Linked DNA regions of Homo sapiens: region 1 is linked to region 2. A link is a loop called in an ENCODE intact Hi-C map of the cell type or tissue named here. Cell type or tissue: heart left ventricle. All regions are shown on one strand. Region 1 has its middle 30 kb from the start of KCNA10. Region 2 holds the start of LOC105378901 (a long non-coding RNA gene).

What was found. Peaks named below come from ENCODE experiments on the same cell type or tissue, not always from the same donor. Only the 100,000 strongest peaks of a DNase experiment are listed, where the experiment ranks them.
Region 1: it touches region 2 in a loop (3-fold over the local background); 32 of 110 quality-filtered maps call a loop at or near these places.

The regions. Positions count from the first base shown.
Region 1 is chr1:110,547,579-110,550,078 of GRCh38, reverse strand. No RefSeq gene overlaps it. Among named protein-coding and RNA genes, the nearest start is that of KCNA10, 30 kb to the right of the region's middle. In heart left ventricle, a CTCF peak has its summit at 1,474; a DNase peak (open chromatin) is centred at 1,512.
Region 2 is chr1:110,773,778-110,776,277 of GRCh38, reverse strand. It overlaps LOC105378901 (a long non-coding RNA gene), which reads left to right and starts at 1,934. Exons shown (of 3, transcript XR_001737801.2): 1 at 1,934-2,089. In heart left ventricle, no CTCF peak of the experiment used is centred here; no DNase peak of the experiment used is centred here; H3K4me3 peaks cover 360 bases; H3K27ac peaks cover 694 bases.

The DNA of each region.
Region 1 (2,500 bases), 230 kb after region 2:
AGAGTCCCTTTGAGGAAAGGCTGAGGATTAACTCCCTCATGGTCATTTGCATGTAGGCCACCACCTTCTATTAAAAAGCAAATGCTCAGCACCAACACTGTGTCGTTAGCTACCAATGACCGCATGAGAGAATGCCTTTGACACTCAGAAGGCTAAGGCTGCCTGGACAGGGTATAATGTCATAGCCACCCTAAACTCTAGTCAGGCAAAATGCATATGCCATGAATTTATTACCATCTCTGGGATTCATGGTAATTAGGCACAAATGGTGGTGTTTGGTTGTATTTTTCTTGTATTTATATAGCTATGCCCCTTCTTATAGTTTATACCTTCTTACTTTGCTGCATCTCCTTTATTTATAACTGGCATTGAAGGAGATGGTATTTTCTCATACTAAATGTAATAGAATCCTCATCCTATACTGATATTCACATATATTAAAAGATATTTCTCCTTTCCATTTTCACAGTAGCCATGATTTCCTGCATCTTTCATGCCTCCTTCCTCCCAGCCCCACCATCTGTCATGGCCAAGTCCTGATATTCCCAGGCTCTCTACCTCTCCTGCCCAGGTCTCAAGTCCTTCCATCTCCCTGGCCACCTGCTCCTGCTCCCCACCTCCCACCTTGAGGGCCTGGCTTCCAGACAACAGGAGGCAGGGTAAAGGCTAAGGCCTTCAAGGGGGTCCAGAACAGCAGCAGCAATGTAACGACTATAGGGAGAGGTAGGGCCACTTCCCAGGATGCCTTCCCCTTCTGTTCCATCTTCTTCTCTCTTGATGAGTTCCTTATCTGCCCAGGACCTTCTGGGTTCTCCACGGCTGTCTGTGCTTTGCCCTAAAAATGATATCAGTTAGTATTTACTGAGCACTTTCTATATGCCGAGTAGCTTTCACATACACTGTATCTTTTGATCTTTACAGTAAGCCCGTGTAGTGGGTCTTATTACATTCACTTCCCAGGTCTGAGGAGGATATGCCCTTCCCCACACATCTGATCAATTGCTATCAGATACCTATTCAGATGAATCTGCCTTCCATCCAGTCAGCTCCCCACTACTTATTAACTGACCAAAGACTCATCATGAAATTTCAGGCTGCAGGTGGATAAAGCATTCCGGGGCTCAGAAAGGTCTTAGAGGCCTACTGCAAATATAGCTCCTTCCCATGCCCTGTGAATATCTACTAAGGGCAGCTTGTGCTGAAGGCTCTTACCAAGGCTGTCCACGAGAAGAAGACCCGTCCAGGCTACTGTCAGACCCCAGGTAATGTTACCAATCTTGTAAATAAAAATACAAAATGTCCAGTTACGTTTGAATTTCAGACAAGCAATGAATGACTTTTTTGTACTTCTGCTAAAAAACCATTCATTGCTTACCTGGACTTCAGCTGTAACTGGGCATCCTCTATTTTGTTTGGCCACCTGAGGCCCAGTCCACTCAGGTGTGGACTTCAACATGACAAGTGGAGAGAAAGCGCAGTTGCAGTTCCCTTCACTCACCACAGGTGGGCAAAGAAGGCCTGAAAAGGCCAGGAGCCTGCGCTGCTCGGGAGAGAAAACCAGAAGCCCATTTACTCAGAGCTGCCCTTCTCTCCCCTGCTGATTCCTTGTGCCCTAGGTCACCTCCTGCCCCTTCTCCTTCTCTCTGTCCTTCTTCCAAGCCACCACACCCACCATTGCCCACAAAGCTGCCACAGCCAAATGGGCTCTTCTTTGCTGACCCCAGCATGCCCAGGTCTGTGATCCAGATAATGCAGGTCAACCCGGGCCACCTTCATCTGCGACCTGAGGGGCAGAAGTGGGAAGGTGGCCAGGTCCCCAGGCCAATGCACACTCCTTCCAATACTGGAAGATACCTCCATGGCTCACCAGATCCTGGCCCTGAGAAACTGAGGGCTGTCCCTTGTTGGTAGAAGGCTCTGGATCAGAAGTCAGGACAGGCAGGCCAGAGGCCCTGACCTCACTGCTGGTCTCCCATTCTTTCCACCTTGGTCCCTGGGGAATGGAGGTTCAGGGGTGAGGGGACACAGGACATTTCCTATTTCTCAAAGGAAACTGTGAGCAGATAAAAGCAAGTATTTTTTATGTTTGTCTTCCTTGAATAAATCTTTACATTAAAGGAGGGTCCAGTTAATTATCACTTTGGCTTAAACATTAGGTCAGCAGATGGTTGAGGGAGATAAGAAAGGTTTGCGGAGGGACTGGGGCAAATAGTGAAAGGCCAAGGGCAAGAGGCTATCCAGAAGCCCCCAGAGGTGCCCACTGGAGGAAATGACCCAAGAGTATAGCCTGGCTGGGCCAAACTCCCATAGCTTCTGGGGTTATAAATCAAGGCCAGCAGCATGTCACTTGCATGGCTATGGTGAGGATCACGTGTAATAATGCGGGGGAGCGGGTAGTAGGATGTAGATGCCACAGATGTTATCATTGGAGGACAACCTCTCGGTTTACCAACTGTGTGGCCTGAGGTAGGGTACTCAACCTCTCTGAGCCTCTTGTAAA
Region 2 (2,500 bases):
ATAGGATTTGAAATGTGACATGAAGGAAAGGAAGGAATCCGGCATGACCTGTAGGTTTTCACTTGAATGTCTTGATGTAGGGGTTACCATTTGTTGGGAAAGGCAAGACGGTGGAGGGGCAGGTTTGAGGGCAGGGTGAGATCAAGAGTTATGTTCGGACTTGTGGACTTGAAATAACTGTTAGGCATCCAAGTGTAGAGTCCAAGTCATCCAGAGATCAAGGAGCTAGCAGGCCTGGAGAGAGATGTATATTTGGGAATCATCTGCCTATCGATGGGTTTTAATGCCTGGAAATGGCATGGAATCACCCAGGACATACAGAGCAAAGAACAAGATCCAAGACAGTCCTGTGCAGACCCACTGCTGAAGCAGTCTGCCTCAATCCTCAAGCCAAAGGGGTGGTTCCACAATCAAACTAGAGGCAGGTGCCTAGGGTAAGAATTGAAGCCATGCTTTCAACATTTTAAAAGTCTTGTTTTGTTAATAAAAACAATCAGGCAGACATGTGGATATTTTACTCTAGCTGGAGTTAGCTACCTGTATAATTTTTAAATATCTGTACATGTGTCTCCATTTTTCTTCTATTTTCTTTCAAATATTTTGGTGTTTACAACCAGGCCCACTTTCTCATCTCGACATGGATTATGGCAGGTGCTTGAGAAGTTTCTGGAGGAGATGTCCAACACAGAAATGAGTTTCATTTTTATATAATTAGTAGAAACATAAGATACAGAAAATTGTGCTGTTCACAGAATTTGATTGGAAGGGCTATGTGATCGAGGGCAATTTACTTAACTCTCTAAGCCATCGTGGCCCAATAGAGCTTTCTGAAAATGTTCTAGATCTGCACTGTCCAACGTGGCAGCCAGTAGTCATGAGTCTATTGATAACTTGAAATGTGACTGTTACTCAGAAACTAACTTTGTATTTTTTTTTTTTCCTGAGATGAAGTCTTGCTCTGTCACTGAGGCTGGAGTGCAATGGCGCAATCTCGGCTCACTGCAACCTCCGCCTCCCAGGTTCAAGCAATTCTCCTGCCTCAGCCTCCCTAGTAGCTGGGATTACAGGCACCCGCCACAGTTTCTGGCTAATTTTTGTATTTTTTAGTAGAGACATAGTTTCACCATGTTGGTCAGGCTGGTCTGGAACTCCTGACCTCAGGTGATCCACCCACCTCTGCCTCCCAAAGTGCTGAGATTACAGGCATGAGCCACCACGCCTGGCCACTTTTTAATTTTAATTAAATCAAATTTAAATAGCCGCATGTGGCCAGTAGCTGTTGTATTGAATAGAGCAATTCTAGGTCTTTATGCTCAACTATAAAATAAAGTGTTCATGCTAGAATCAATCTCTAAGCTTCCTGACATAGTTCCCAGTGCAGTGGCACATATTAGGCACTCAATAAATATTTGTTGAATAGATGTTTGTAGAATGAAAGTTAGCCAAATGAATAAAGATGTGAACAAATGATTAATGTGTCATCATGGACTATCATAAATAGAATTAATTTAGGATAACTTCTTGGAAAACCAAGAGTTTTGGAGGCTGAAAAGAAACTCTGGCACTGGCTGCAAGTGGGTGGGAACTCTTGGCAGTCATTCATGTGGGAACAGAACCAGGTAGAATCCAGATCACACTTGCCTTTCCACTTCCTCTATACTTGGAAAAGCAGCTTCCTCTTTGGGAGTATTTTCATAACCCAAGTCTCCCAGTGGGAAGGACTCTCAGTGCTGGAACTACAGGATGGGAAGAATGTCAGGAAAGAGGGAACAATTGTTAGGAAGCCACAGTGATGGCTGCCAACACTTGCATTCCTATGTGCAGGAAAGACTTCCTTCAGACACAGCTCAAAATAGCCACTGCCCCCAAATTTGCTGGTTAAAATAAGTCGGTAAGTCACAACCACCCATCTTGGCTTTGACTCTCTCTTCATTTCTGTCCTGAGGAGTCTCTCCCTTGTCAACATGGATTATGGCAGATGCCTGAAAAGTTTCCAGAGGGGCTGGCCAACACAGGAGGCAGGGTCCCTGTAGCTAGAAGACCCAGCTGAAAAATTTGCCTTCGACGGAAACATGAACATGATAGGCGGGTGAGAGTAGGGGCATCGTGTATTGGTCTCTGTCTCCTCCATGAAGGAGCACTGCATCTCCACCACACACAGTTCTGCTCAGAACCAAAGCTGGCAAGCTTAGCTAGGCTTTCTCTTTGTCTCTCTCTCTCTCTCTCTTTCTCTCTCTCTCTCTCCTCTCTCCTCTCTCTCCTATCTCTCCTCTCTCTCCTCTCTCTCCTATCTCTCCTCTCTCCTCTCTTTCTCCCTTTCCTCTCTCTCTCTCCTCTCTCCTCTCTTCTCTCTCACCTCTCTCTCTTCTCTCTCTCCTCTCTCTCTCTTCTCTCTCCTCTCTTCTCTCTCACCTCTCTCTCTTCTCTCTCTCCTCTCTCTCTCTTCTCTCTCACCTCTCTCTCTTCTCTCTCTCCTCTCTCTCTCTTCTCTCTCTCTCTT